Linked DNA regions of Homo sapiens: regions 2 and 3 are each linked to region 1. The links are chromatin contacts, found by Hi-C or POLR2A ChIA-PET in ENCODE. All regions are on one chromosome and are shown on one strand. The core of a region is the stretch at or near the end of the contact, and the rest is flanking DNA. Distances in the headings are between cores, read along the strand shown.

Region 1 (4,750 bases), core at 850-3,349:
AGGCCAGTCCAGCTAGGAGTTGGCTATAGAGGGGGAGCAGGGGGAGAAGGGGAGAAAGACGTCCCTGTGCAACTTGAGTGAGTGTGGGCACGGTGGAGTCTTTCCCAGAGATGGGACACCAGGATGCAGAGAACCAGCCGGACCGTGCACGTGGGAAGAAAGCGCAAAGGCAGTTTCACCAAGAGGGGAGCTACAGGTTGGGAAGAGGCTATGGCTGAGATGGATAGAAAGTGCATGCTGTCCCCTCTGTCATGAGGCAGGATGCCGAAAACTGCAGCTGGGCAGAGGCACAGATTGAGGAGGTGGCCGCAGCAGGCACCAATGGGAGAACTCTGGGTCAGAAGCCAAAAGTCTAGGCCTATTCCGTCCTGACTCACCACACACCTTCGGCAAGGCACATTCTTTCTCTGCCTCAGTTTCCTCATCTGCAAAACCCCGGAGTTGAATCACATTGAGGGTTCCTCAAAGGAGATGGGCTGGTGAGGGACATCCTTGAGCCCCTGGAAACGATGTGCAAAATTGTGTGCCTATGCCCCCTTTTGCAGAGGGGCTGGCAGGGCCACCTGAGGAGGGAAGTGACATCAGATGTCATAGGCCACACCTGCAGTTGGAGACATGCTGGTAAAAATTGCTCTCTACGTATGCCCAGGATGAGTCTCATCTCACCCAACCAGTTCCTGGAAGGCAGAGATCTAGGTCATAGGATGTGTCTCGACACCCCATGGGGGTCTTGCAATACCTGTGGAGCCAAATGTGCTGGCATGGAGGAGCCTCAGCACATCTGGGTCTTCTAGGAGAGACCCCGTCCCCTGGTCAGTCCAGGCACGTGCTCCCTACTGGAGCCCCTGGGGCCTGTCTCTCCCTTCTCCACCCTGCAAACTCCTGCTCCTTCTCCGTGCAGCCTTTTCTGTTCCCCTGGAGCAGCCCTGATTTCTCGCTGCATTGGGATTTCCCAGGCGAGGTGTCTATACCTCATGCGCAGCCTACTTTTCGCCTATCTGGGATGGAGGTTGTTTGCATGTTCCCTCCTCTTTCCTTCCTTCCTCTGCCACATAGGCCTGTTTTTGGCAGGGACCATGTCTTAGGCACCTCAGTGTCCCTAAGTGTCTCTCTCAGTGACTGACACATACTTGGTACTCCATAAAAGTTTCTGTAGTTGTCTTAACTTATGGAATGACTGCCAGCAAAGTATTTCTTGTTTCCAACCCAGGCTCCTCACTTGCCCTGCTTCCCTGAGAGCTGCTGGGAGGACCAGCAGCAGTGGCCAGCACTTGCAGTGCCTGGCAGCATTTGCAAGGTCCCTCATGGGTCCTTTCCCACAGGGTCCCAGGATGATGAGCGTGAAATGAGACCAATAAAAGATTGCACAAATCTTGTTGGACTCACACATAGGATGGAAAGCAATATCCATGTCTGAAACATGTTGGAGCAGGCCTTCCACCAAGCCCTTTAGAAAAAGGGTTGTATGTGTTGTGTAGAGCAAACCTGGCTGACAGGCATTAGCATGCCCATTTTACAGATGGTGAAACGGGATCTGAGAATTTACGAGCCTTGCTCAAGCTTCCACAGCTATGCCAATGCCGCCAGCCCGCCATCCCTGGGGTTGGAGCCAGGGCATGTGGGGTGATGTTTTTCTTGGTCGTGAGCAGATGGGCTAGTGCCCTACCTGCACAGTCTCACCGTAGCTCACCCTCCCATACATCCTGTTAAAGGTCCAGCCAAGATCCACTTCCCTCCCTCGTTTTCTTGCCTGGGTTTTGCCTAGTTCCTTCTCTTCATGCACCACAGGACGCACTCTGAGCAGGCGGGGAGGCCCGTGAGCCTGGCAAACAAGCTATTTGCTCTGGGAGGTGGGCTGCTTCTGAGGACAGCACAGGGTTTCTGGGACAGTGCTGAGGAAGTCACCCACAGCCTGGCTCCCTGGCTGAGTGGACGGTTGAGGTGGCCAGAGGAACTTAGAAGTGGCCCTCCAGTCTCAGGGGGAAAGGCTGGAGGGCTGGAAAGAAAGCAAACTCTGTGATTGAGCTGTGGGAAGCCTGGCCTGAGCCCCAGGGCCTTGCTGATGGCAGGCTGACTGCTGGGGCACCCCCAGACAGGCCAACGGAGCCAAGCCGACAGCCGGGAGAGAGGCCTGCTCTCCCACACACGTGGGAATGAGGGCTGCTGAGTCACTGCCCAGCTGGACGCAGCTCCCACTGAAGGCTGGAAGGAAGGCAGGAGAGTATTCCCAGCCAGGCTGGTGGCCTCAGGACACCCTGAAGTTAGCTGAGCCCTCTAAATGGGCCATGGTAGCCCGGGCTGCCCCTCGCCCTGCTGAACTGATGCATATTTGCCTCTTGCCGGCTTCTGGGGAGCTCCAACCAGGCAAACAGCCCTTCAGACAGGACATTGGATTAGAGGTCAGATCCCTGAACTTTGGAAAAAAACAATCCCAGGGCAAGTCACTTCATCTCCCATGTCCTCACCTTTCCTCTCAGTTACATGGTGAGGCCAACAGGGAATACGGGAAAGGTCTTCACAGGTTGCCCTGCATATAATAGGATTCAGGCAGGCTAATGGCTCTGCTCCAAGCCTTCCCCTGAGGAAGGGACAGCAGCCCGGCCCCCTCCTCCCCTGGCCTGCCACTGTTCCCCCCTTAGCCAGTGTCATCCCTGCCGTGTGCCCTTCAGAGCAACCAGGCCCCTCCCAGGGAGAGTTCCTGGGGAGGAGCTGGGGTCACCTCCCGACCCGGGCCTGGCCTGGAATCCACCTTTCACCTCGGGCAGTGGGCAGAGGAGGGCACTGGCCCTGCAGGCGGAGGCTTCTCTCCCCTCCAGCACCAGCAGCACCCGCTGGGAGGCCCAGGTGTTGTGCAACTTGAGAAGCAGCTAAGCCAGTGGACCACTCTGCCAGGACAAGAATCAACAGGAAACCTCCCCGCGCATCTCGTTCACATTCCAGGGGCACCGAGTCCAGCCCAGAGACACCGTAACAAGACACCACTCTGGCTGGCGTTGCCTGTGACACAAACCAATCTTTTATCTGCCATCTAAGCCTCCCAATTTGCATGCCAGTGACGTACCTTCCACCGCAGGGTGCTTTCCAAACCTTCTAGTGAGGCTGTGCCTCCTGAGCTCTGAGCAAACAGGGAGTAAGCGATCCTTTAGACACAGGAAGGCTTTGCTAATGATCGTCAGGCATGAGCCCTTCAAGGAAGGGACCCGTCTGTAGGCCCCAGCAGAGGACCTGACACCAGTGGGTGCCTAGGGAGCACTTAGTGGCAGTTCACTGAGCAAGCCACATCTCTGGGGATTAAAGAAAAGAAGGTGAAGCAGAATCTGGTTAAATGGGCCCATGTGTGCTTGGAGGAATCCCCCCCACCTCTCTCTCTCTATCACATATGCACGGGCCCTCCCCCTCCACACACGCATCACTGAGTTATTTCTCATGATTGGAGCATGATGCTGTGGCAATACGGAATTCAAGCCTTTTATCTCTCAGGCCCAGGATGGGAAAAGGACTCACTCAAAGTCACCCAGCAGATTAGTGACAGCACTTTTGATGTTTATTATTTTGTATTTTCCCATGTCCTGCCATTTCATCGCACAATTGTCCTCCTTCTCCATCCCACTCCCAGCCAAGTCCCTGCATCTGCTGCACTCGCCACTAGTTCCCAGTACTGTGTTTGAAATGCTTAGGGAAAGGGGATTGCTGGCAGAGGGAAGAGCACGTGCAAGCTCCCTGAGGCAGCAGGGAGCAAATGAGGTGAGCACCCCACTCCCGCCAGTGAGCAGGACTCAGAGAAGTGGGGGTCAGTGGGGGTAGGTGGGAGTCGGAATAAGATCCGACTTCATAAAGTTTGTTTCTGGATGTGGAGCTAGCAGCCCATGGGGCCAACTTGCTGCCTTCAGGCAGGTGAGTCTCCCTGCTTGTGACTAAGGAAGCTTCTGTAGTCCTGAGGCACGGAGGATCTGGGCATGAGCCTGCTGGGATGTGGGAAAGGGGCGTGTGAGAGAACCCACATCTCCTGCTTCCTAGGTCAGAGCACCAAGGAAGGCTTCCTGGAAGGGGCAGACTTTGTGTGGGGCCCAGAGGAGAGCTGTGTGAGCACCCTGGACAAGCTCTACGGATCTGGGTCAGGAGTGATGCAGGAGGTCACACCACAGGCGTCTTCCTGGACTGAGCACAGCTGCCCCCAGGTGTGCCTCAGGCACTGGGCCCAGCCTGACGTGTCTCAACAGGGTGGGGTTGGCCAGAGGCTGGCATGGGTGTGTGTTAGGGGAAACCAGCGGAGGAAAGGTGAGCCAGGGCTCCCTGACGTGACCTGAGAGATAACCCTGAGGTCAACCTGTAAGGGCCCCGGGGAGGAAAGGTGAAGGGAGCCTGGCGCCCTTGCTGGTTGTGAAATGATGACATCTGCTGTGGGTCTGGAACAAACACATAGTTTGCCACAGACCCTGATCCTTGGGGACCCTGCGGTCAGTGCAATTGGAGTTCAATACACACACGCACACACACACACACACATGCACGCATTGCGTACCTACTGTGGCCAGGCATTGTTAGAAGTGGTGGAGCCTCTAGGAACTCAAGAGTACAGAGAAGACCCATGCACTGCTCAGAGAACACAGGCAATAGAGTTTTGCTCGAGGAGTATTATTTTTAAAGTGCTACTGAAGCTCTCAGGAGGGAGAAAGGAATTCTGGTTGGAAAAGGCCAGGAGCAGCTCTGGTTAGATGCAAATGAGACATGAGTTGGGGCTGAACCATCA
Region 2 (4,750 bases), core at 1,131-3,630, 53 kb before region 1:
CTCCTGTAGGCCCAGCCCAAGAGCAGAGGGCCACTGTGTTCCCCCACTAGAGTCTGATTCTTTCGCCCACATTACCTCCAGCCTCTCTGAATACAGGCCTTGAGAGACCTGAGCATGTATGGGCTTCCGAATGCAAACAAGGAGTGAAGTATTTCAAAACCTGGTATTTCACCAGAAACGGCCCTTCAGAGGGGCCCAAAATACACAGCTCGGTGTTTGCACTTCAAAGAGTGGGAGGCCCAGTCAAGGCTCCAGGCAGCCAGGTCTTCCCTGTGTCAACAAGGGGAAGGAAAGCAGCTTGGCCCTGTCTGGGGCATCCTGAGAAAGGGGTTTTCCGACTGCAGCTGGAGAAGAAGGCAGGGCAGGGAAGGGCTGCCAATCCCCGGGGTGCTTCCTGCAGACGGCGTGGAGACCCAGGGGCTTTCTTGTGAGCTCACAGAGGAACCTTTTGGGGAATTCCCCAATGATAATGACAATAGTTCCCGGTTACTGCCTGTGATATGCTAAGCTCTTTCCATGGTTTTTCCCATTCATCCTGATGAGGCCGGCAGTACCAATCTTCCCATTTTGTAGATTTGAAAACTGAGGCTCAGAGAGGTTTGGATGACATGTAGGTTAATGGCAGAACTGGATTTCAGTGCAGGCCAGCCTGCTGCCAAGGCCTGTGCTCCTGATCAGCATGTAAAGCTCATCCCCTCTCCCTCTAAGGTCACTGAGCCCCATCAGGGTCTAGGCGCTGAAGATACTGAGAGAAACAAAGTACAACCCCTGTCTTCACTGAGCTGCCAGTTAAAAGGAGAACAGCCTCGGAGACCAGTGGCCACCATGTGAAAGTGAAAGTGCTTTGTCAGAGGCTTTCTGCACAGTCGTGGGAGTGGGAAAAGGAAGCACTTGCCTCTTCAGGGGCCCTATGGAAGAGGGGGCCAGCAAGCTAAATCTGGAGAGAAGAGATAGCATTTGCCAGGTGGGCAGAAGGGACAGCACCTGTGGCCAGCCAGACCCTGCAAGCTGTGTTTGTTGTGGTCACTGAGTGGGCCTGAGTGCCGCAAAGTGAACCACTCACTCTGAGGTCTAGGTGGGGCTGTGGAACTTGGAGGATTTTAAGGAGCAGGGAGAATGAGCTAGGCACTCTCAAAGGCTCAGGTAGATGTGGAGGGGGCATGGAGCAGACACAGATTAGCCTGTCCTGACCTCTCTTAGCACATCAGACCCCAAGAGGACCCCGGTGACAATTTCTCAAGACCTCATGACAGCAGTGTGGGTAATGATGACACAGTGGTGGTGTCTCAAATGCACCCAAAACTTATCAGTGTCACTGTTTTTGACAGATCCATCCTTAGCCCAGGCCCAAGATGCAGGCATTTTCACTCCCATGGGACCCACGAGAAGAGTGGAGTGGTTCCACATCAGGAGAATGGGACGCTTTGCGGTGTGAGCCGGGGGAGGCCCTTTTGCTTCCCTCTATGGAGCTCAATTTTTTCAGCAGAAAATGAAGTGGACAGGATGATCCCTGAATTCTGGCTTGAACAAAAGCTCCCGCGTGGCGCTGAAGGTGGAGGTGGTTCGGCTCAAGGAATCTACCCTGTGAGCATGAGGAGTTGAGACAAGCCTGGGCTAGGAGAAGGACACCAGCCCATGACCCAGGCTAAGCTCTGTCATGGGCAGGATGTATAACCACCACAAGTCATTTCACTGCTATAAAATAGAGATAATAATCCCTCTCCTGTTCACTTATGGGCTTACTGTGAACATCAAATGAAATAACAAGCACAGAAGTGTTTAAATTGTAAGGTATGGTGTCAAGTTGAATCATCTTCTGGTTCTTGAACCACAGGGACCATTTAACCCAATTTCCTCATATTCCAGAAGAGGAAACAGAAGTTCAGAGTGGCTGTGACTCGTCCAGTGTTCTCTGTGGCAGAACTGAGACCAGCTCCTAGATGCGATCTCTTCTCTTTAACCACCGCTGTGGCTGCTATGATTCAGAGACCTGACAACATTTTGTCATAGAAAAAAATTCAACCACCTCCCCGCCGCCACCCCCCACCCTGCTGACCCTTGGCATGGAGTATCTCTCTGCCTTCAAAAGAAAAGAAGAAACAAATTCCAAACCCCAAACCCCACTAACTGCAGAGCAGCTGCTTCTCAGGGAAAGCGGCCACCCGGAATGTAACGCGGCAGAAACCGGTCTCACTGCCTGCCACCAAGCAAACGTGGCCTGTTCTGATGGCTCAGTGGCCAATGTCTTCCTGTCACCAAGCTCCTCCAAATCGCGGGGGAGATTGTTTTGACATTTGATTAGCCACAGAGTGTAACTTGTGAGTGCTTGAGCAAGCCGACTCTCAAGCAATGGCATCGCTGAGTGCTTTAGCCTGTTAGAGATACCATGTATCAGGGAAAGCGATGGCGGGCAGGGCTCCAAGAGGGAAGATAAGTGGGCTGTTGGGAGAAATTAATACGAAGAAAGGAAGCGGCGAATGAAGTCAAACGAAAACAGGGTCCTGTGATATCCATGACTCATAAATTTCATTGATACCCAGAATGTGAGTTCCCTGCTCTCCCTCGAGTTAGTAAACTGCTTGTCCTCAGGGTGACCCTGCGGGAAGATTCAGGGGCAGGAAGGAGGTGGGAGGAACAGGCTGGAAAGCCCGCATAACTTTTAGGTGGAGCTTGCACAAAATGCTTTCTCTCCTGCAGGGAAGAGCCTATGAAGATGGCCCTGAGAACAGATGAGTGCCTGCCTAGGGCGTGATTCAAGGGGGAAGAGGTCACCAAAGGAAGGCAGGAAGGTGATAATTGTGGGGGTGGGAATGGAGATTGGAGGGACCCAAGACAGAAGTCACAACTGAATCCTTATTTCTTTTTTTTTTTTTTTGAGATGGAGTCTCTCTCTGTCTCCCAGGCTGGAGTGCAGTGACGCGATCTCGGCTCACTGCAAGCTCTGCCTCCAGGGTTCACGCCATTCTCCTGCCTCAGCGTCTCCGAGTAGCTGGGATTACAGGCGCCTGCCACTACGCCCGGCTAATTTTTTGTGTTTCTAGTAGAGACGAGGTTTCACCGTGTTAGCCAGGATGGTCTCAATCTCCTGATCTCGTGATCCGCCCACCTTGGCCTCCCAAAGTGCTGGGATCACAAGCATGAGCCACCGCGCCCGGCCTGAATCCTTATTTCTTAGCAAGGTTGTTCAGGCCACCCTACTCCAAACTATTTATTGCCATGAGTCCCTTCATTATCTTTAACCACCATAAACCCCCTAATGTGAAAGACTGAGTCTGCCAAATGAATTAGGTTTTGCCGACAGCTCAGACCGTGGAGTTCCGTAAGCCTGCGGTGAGAGCTAAGTCTAATCTATGGGGGGTTCTCAGTAGGATGTTTGACATGTTGGAAACCACTTGGGGACCCCTCTGCTTTCTGCTGGACTCAACTTAGGCTGGCAGCTGTTGATCCTGTGCTGTCACCTCCACCCCTCCCGCCGGTGCCCATGCCTCGGGAGCCATGATGGAGAGAGGTCAGCAGGAAGGGGAGTGAAGTAGTGGGAAAGGCCTGGCCTGGGAAGCTGGGGAGGGGTGTGGTCCCAGAACATAAGGAGGGGGAAGACTAGGAGAGGTGTCATATCAGGGGACTTCCTGGAGCTGTGGATTTGCTAATGCTGCCCTCTCTTCACTCTAAGGCCCTGTCTGTGACATCAAGTGACCTCCCTATATTAGACTCTTGTGTGCAGAAAAGGCTATACCTTTGTAGCCAAGGAAAACCCATTTCAGTGGGCAGGAACCCACATCAGAGTCCGCAGGTAAGCACCCCTAGTAAGGCTAAATGAGGAATAGATTGGAAGATCCAAGAGATCTGGAAAAGGGGGCCTTTTATGAACCTTAGACGCAGGAACTGCCATTGCCCAAACCCAGCTCCAAACCCAGCTCAGCAGGATGGGGCCTCCCCATACTCCACCCCAAAGCCTGCAGTGGAAACCTCAGAACTGACCTTCCAGATTGACCAAGTTGGTAGTCTTAGCTCTAGATTGCACCTGAGGAAACTGAGGTACCTAGAAGTCAAGTAATTTGTTCAGCATTACATGCTGGACTCTACGTCCAGCTTTGTCTGATTCCAAGCCAGGGCTTGCAATGCTGCACCATGTACTGTGTGGAGGTTTTAGTGCACTTCAGAGTTTCTATAGCTATCTTCCCAACTATCCTGTGAGCACGTAGAAGGCAGAAGCAAAGTTTTCTTTACTATTTGCATGGCTTCATTTTAACACATTTACTGGGGGCTCACTTCATGTCGGGCATTGCGCGAGGTGGGAATAGCTACATGATATCATATTTGGGGCGTATGTTCAAGAATTTCAAGATGGTGACAGCAGAGCATGAAACCAAGTGCAGGGTCTTTCTGAGAGCAGCTCCCGAAGCCAGTCCAGTCATCAGAAGAGCAGAGAGAAGAGCACAAAACCAGACACAACTGCAGTGTCCTCTGAGAACGGGGACAGCTGTAGGCGCAGGGCTAAGGGAGCTCAGAGGAGAGCACTAAGCCCAACAAGCACTTGACTCGATGGCGATACTACACATTTGCAGCTTCTCAGCGGGTGCTGAGGAAAGCACCTCGGTGCACGTGACCTCACAGTGACATAATGAGGCAGACATTATTTATGTAACAAGAAAACAGCATAGATCCTATACTACCTACCAGATACTTCCCTCTTCCCCAAGCGTTTGTAACTATTAACCACTTTGCTCTTAATCTTTTGATGTAGTTGCTT
Region 3 (4,750 bases), core at 1,547-4,046, 35 kb before region 1:
TCTATCTGACACGTGGCCCCTGTATTGATCTTCCTGAAATCCAGCCCAGTATTGTCACTCACAAGCTGTAAGCCTAGGTGGGTGGTTTCTGGGCCCCTACACCACCAGCTTCCAGCCTCAATCCAAAGCTAATTTCTCTACACAAACCTCCTTCCAGGTGTCCCCCAAATACCCAGAATGCTTCCTTACCACACCACTGTCCTGTGCCCCCTGCCCTCCAGGCTGTGCTCTGTTACATCTCTTTGTGTGCACAATTTCTGTCTAGTCGGCTGCTCCCTGACTGCGGAGACAATGACCCCTGCCTTTCTTCCCTCCATGCTCTCCCTTTTAGAGCCAGGCCATGGTGCTCAGTAAATTAGCTGCTCAGCCCAGAGCTCATCCTCCAGTCGTCTGGAGCAGGAGGGCCCTATGTGTTCACTGGCATGTTTTCAAGACCCCAGATCTGAAGGCATGCTTGCCAAGGGCTCTGATAATGATATAAAGTGCTCCAAACTGGGACAGATGTGCTGAACCTGGGCTCTGGGGGCCTGTGCTTGGGCTGGGAAGAAAAGGTGGTACCCACCAGAGTGTGTTTGAGTTGTACTAGGAAGTTCCACCATATGTCCTTCTACTGTGCCTGGAATCCAACTCTTAGGCGCCCACCCTGTTCACCGTGCTGGGACCCCTCCGTGTCCTTTGGTGTGAGAGGGAGTAGTTTGATTGCCCCAAGTCCCCTCCAGGCTTGGTCATTCCAGTCGATGGAGTTGAATTAGCTGGCTAATTTGTCTCTGAGCTGGATGATGGCTGCTGGTGCCTCCCCAGAGCTGGAGGCGCCTCTGCAGAAAGGCTCCCTCCCTCCCCACTCCCTCCCAGAGTGTCTCTGCTCTCGGACTGGGCCGAGCAAGTGAGAAGCAGGCTGACCCTCACTTGGGACTTCCCACCCAGCTGAGCTGAGCTGCCAGAAGACTCTGACTCCAAGAGCCACTGAGTGTGGAGCCCTGGCCCTGGGCTCCCCAAGATTCTGCTCTAGGGTGTTGAATGGCGGGCCCCAAAAACATATGCCCATGTCCTAATTCCCAGCACGGGAATATTATCTTACTTGGAAAAATAGTCTTTGCAGATGTGATTAAGTTAAGGATCTTGAAGAGATCATCCTGGATTATCCAGGTGGGCCCTAAATCCAGTGACAAGTATCCTTATAAGGGACACACAGAGGGAGATTTGAGAGAGATGGGAGAGGAGGCAGTGGGACTGTGGAGGCAGAGATTGGAGCGATGCAGCCCCAAGTCAAGGGATGCCCAGAGCCTCTAGAAGCTGGAAGAGTCATGGAAATGGATTCTCCCCTAGAGTCCCTGGAGGGAATGTGGTCCTGTCAGCACCTTGAGTTTGGACTTCTGGCCTCCAGACTTATGAACTATAAATTTCTGTTGTTTTAAGGCACCCAGTTTGTGGAACCTGTTAAAGTGGCTATAGGAAGCTGATGCATCTGCCTCCAGCAGCTGCTTCCCTCTGCACCCTCTCCACGGCAGCCGCCATCTTCGCCAGCTGAGCTGAAGGGTTGTTGGCCTCTCAGGGTCAGGGCTCCTGTTCCCCCCACCCAGCAGCCTTCTAGGGGAGCTTGGGTGAGAGTGCCTTCCTCCAGGCAGCGCCCCCCTTGCTGAAGCAGCCTCTCCACTCCCCCCCAGCCCCCCACCTGCAGATGCTGCAGACCTCTGACCATTTTTCCTGTGGTTCCAATGCAGGCTGCTTTGTCATTGGTGTCCCTTATCTACCACCTTACGGAGCTAAGTGGAAGCTTGAGGGACCCCCTGACCACCCCTGTCTCATGCCTCAGATGGAAATGGGGCCCAGAGAGATGAAGGGCCCCAGCCCCCTCAGCCAAGGCCCCACAGAGAGTCTGAGGGACAGGACCCTGCTTATGGCACCAAGAAGTCCCACTTCCTCCTGCTACACCGCACGTCCTACCCCGGCCCCCACAGGGCCTCCCACTGACCGTGGCTCCTCATGAAATGCTTGATTTCTGTGCATTCCAGAAGGCATTTCTCTTTCCTATGCATGAGTTTCTTAACCTCTCCTTGGGCTCTAAGCTGGCCCAGAGTCTCTGGCTTCCTGTGAGGTCAAGTACACAGGTGCTCAGGGGACACCCTGTGCCCTGTGACTGTGTCCTGGACTGCCCTGGCTCAGGGCCAAGGGCTTCTATGTAAAACTGGGAGCAGATGGGGATCAGGGAGGATGCAGTCTCTTCATTCTGTCTTTGTCACCGTGCAACACACAGGAAGTTCCAGTCCCTCTCTGGACTTCGACTTTCTCATCTGCAAAATGGACAGAGGTTAAATGAATTACCTGCTCAGGGTCTACCACAATCTGTAAGATAAAGGCAAAGATATTGAACCAGAGTGGGGGTCTCTAAGATCCCCTGAGGACCCTCAGCATTACTGCAACTAGGAGGCATTTGATAAGAACAAGCTAGTGAATGAAGGAAGAAAAAGTGTAAATAGCTAAAGCAAATATAATAGGGGCCCTAAACCAAATAATCTCAAAGCTCTGGGCAAAGGAGAGTTAATCTCTCCAACCCTTGTTTTCCTTATCTGCAAAATAGAGATAATAAATATTTACCACCAGGGCCGTCTTGAGGACTAAGTAGAAGAATAGAGGGAAAGCTCAGAGCCCAGAGGTTGGAGTATATTAAGTGCCCCCAGGGTAAGGGGGCTGTCCTGCTCATCACCTCATGACTTGTCTGTGGGAGATTAACAGAACCTAGTGCCTGGTATACAGAAGATGCTTAATAAATGCCCATTGCCTACAGTGAGAGTCATGTGCCAGGGCTGACTCACTCAGAAGTCTGCATGACTCAGTGGAAGGTCAGGCCTGAAGGTCATGGGGTGAATAAAGGAGGAGATGCAGCCAGTCCAGAGCCCCATGAGGTCCTCATCCAGACACTGGGAAGAGGGTGTATTTCTAAGAGCCACCATGAAGTCGAAAGAGGGCAAGGTTTGTCCTCAGACTGACCTGGGTTCAAGTTGTAGCTTTGCCATTCACAAGCTGTGTGATCTCGGGCAAGTTACTTAGCTTCTCTGAGTGTCAGTTTTCCCCTCTGTAAAATGAGGGTGGATAATGCCCACCTCTCAGGATTCCTGGGAAGATTATATGAGGGTTTGTGTGCACTTCCTTGCCCTTCTCTGCTTCTCTGCTCACAAAATTGAGAATAAGGGGCCATTGGCACGTTGTACCGGGAAGACTCCCTGGAGGAGACTCTGCCTTGGCTCTGAGGAGGCCAGGGGAGGCAGAGTGCTGGACTGCAAAGCTCCTTCTCACGAGGGCATCTCTGTGTCACTGTGCAGTGGGACAGACGGCTACCCCATCAGGCTGCCTCTAAAAATAACCTCCCCTCTTGCTGACAGCACTGGCGCTTGCTCAGGGCTTCCTCTTGGCAGTGCCCCTGCCCTGGCCCGGTTCTGTTTATGGCTCTGCGTGGGGTTTCTGTAGAGCAGCTCCAGCAGAACCAGAGACCTGGGAAAAGGGGGCAGTGCTTCTCGGAGGAGGGAGGGTATAGGCTGAGGACGAACTGGACCAAGCCCAAGGGTCCCCTGCTAATGCAATCTGAATCTCACACCTGGTATCACGGGGGCTTGAAGGAAGAGGCTCCTTGGTGGCAGGGTGGTCCATAGGGCCTGCCAGCAACCTCTGAGCCTGCAGGCTCCTCCTTCCTGGCATGGCCATCCAGCCAAGGAAAAGCCCTCCTGAGCGACGCAGCGAGGCAGGTGGGGGGCGGAGAGGTGGCCACGCGCTGTCCTTGGGCATTCGCAAGTGCTTTCCTATCCATGATCTTACCTGGCCTTGACACCTCCCCAGTCACCTGGGACAGGGGGACTGTGCCTTGAAACGTCTTGCTAATCCTCTGCCGGGCAAGGTGTCTGGCACACAGTAGGTGTTCAGGGAACACAAACTGAATGAATGGATGAAAGCAGGCTTCGTGCCTGCACAGAGCTCATTCTAATGTGTGTCCAAATTCTTACTGGCCTTGGGGCTTTTAGGAAAGTGACTTCCCCTCTCCGAGTCTCATCTTCTTCATTTAAAAGACGGGCATAGTCCAGGTCTCCACTTCTGAATGAACCCCTCTGCACCCCTGCCTCCAGTAATTCCCATGTGGGAGGCTGCAAGGAGGAAAAATAGGCAGAGTGATCCCTGTGGAGCACCAGGCTCCATGCGGGCTTGTCCCAAAGACTAGCTAGCCCCTCTCCTGGCCTACCCTGCCTGGCTACAGGGCTCATTAGCTTCATTTTGAGGATTAGGAACCAAAGCTCTGGGCACCAAGTGACTTGCTCAGGGTCACACAGACAGTAGTGGGGAGCTAAAATATTGAGCCCTGAGTCTCCTGACCCCAATGCTATACCTGTTTTATTTCTGGGTGAGGAAGAGGAATGTTGAGAAAGAGAGAGAGAGTGTGTGTGTGTGTGTGTGAGAGAGAGAGAAAGAGAGAGAGGGACAGAGAGAGAGAGAGAGAGAGAGTGTGAGTGTGTGAGAGTGTGTGTGTGTGTGTGTGTGTGTGTGTGTGTGGTGGTGGTGATGGTGGGAGAGAGGGCGTGAATAAGAGAAGAGGGAGGATGAAAGACCAAGTAGGCTGGAAGAATGACCGAGACCCAGGCCCTGATTGGTTTCAGATGCCTTTGGGGAGGGTGGGTTGAGAGATGGATCAGCCCTGCTGGGGTTGGGTTGGGCTGAAAGCCACAACCAGAAGCAACGCAGCTCTGGATGGGTCAGGCCTTCTCTC

Evidence for each region. Hi-C counts contacts between places; a loop is a spot of excess contacts on that map. ChIA-PET counts read pairs that join two places held with the same protein, here RNA polymerase II (POLR2A). Pooled maps may share reads with other maps.
Region 2: a pooled map shows a loop between it and region 1 (4-fold over the local background). The contact joins two enhancer-like sites. A Hi-C loop is called at or near these places in 2 of 168 maps with a recorded cell type or tissue (CD14-positive monocyte and gastrocnemius medialis), 2 of 37 single-sample maps with no recorded cell type and 9 of 50 pooled maps. POLR2A ChIA-PET finds 5 or more read pairs at or near these places in 5 of 52 experiments (GM12878, H1, HEK293 and 2 more).
Region 3: a map of gastrocnemius medialis shows a loop between it and region 1 (9-fold over the local background). The contact joins two enhancer-like sites. A Hi-C loop is called at or near these places in 4 of 168 maps with a recorded cell type or tissue (gastrocnemius medialis, psoas muscle and sigmoid colon) and 6 of 50 pooled maps. POLR2A ChIA-PET finds 5 or more read pairs at or near these places in 3 of 52 experiments (H1, HEK293 and OCI-LY7).

What each region holds. Positions count from the first base shown.
Region 1 is chr15:70,193,797-70,198,546 of GRCh38, forward strand. No RefSeq gene overlaps it. Among named protein-coding and RNA genes, the nearest start is that of TLE3, 98 kb to the left of the region's middle. RefSeq lists enhancers at 2,348-3,131, 2,928-3,207, 3,278-3,337. Within about 2 kb of position 2,100, at least 21 of the 41 ENCODE cell types and tissues checked have a DNase peak (open chromatin) inside an H3K27ac peak, as active enhancers do; they include gastrocnemius medialis and psoas muscle, where a contact is called at or near this core.
Region 2 is chr15:70,140,456-70,145,205 of GRCh38, forward strand. No RefSeq gene overlaps it. Among named protein-coding and RNA genes, the nearest start is that of TLE3, 45 kb to the left of the region's middle. RefSeq lists enhancers at 347-850, 618-717. Within about 2 kb of position 2,381, at least 12 of the 41 ENCODE cell types and tissues checked have a DNase peak (open chromatin) inside an H3K27ac peak, as active enhancers do.
Region 3 is chr15:70,157,660-70,162,409 of GRCh38, forward strand. No RefSeq gene overlaps it. Among named protein-coding and RNA genes, the nearest start is that of TLE3, 62 kb to the left of the region's middle. Within about 2 kb of position 2,797, at least 4 of the 41 ENCODE cell types and tissues checked have a DNase peak (open chromatin) inside an H3K27ac peak, as active enhancers do; they include gastrocnemius medialis and psoas muscle, where a contact is called at or near this core.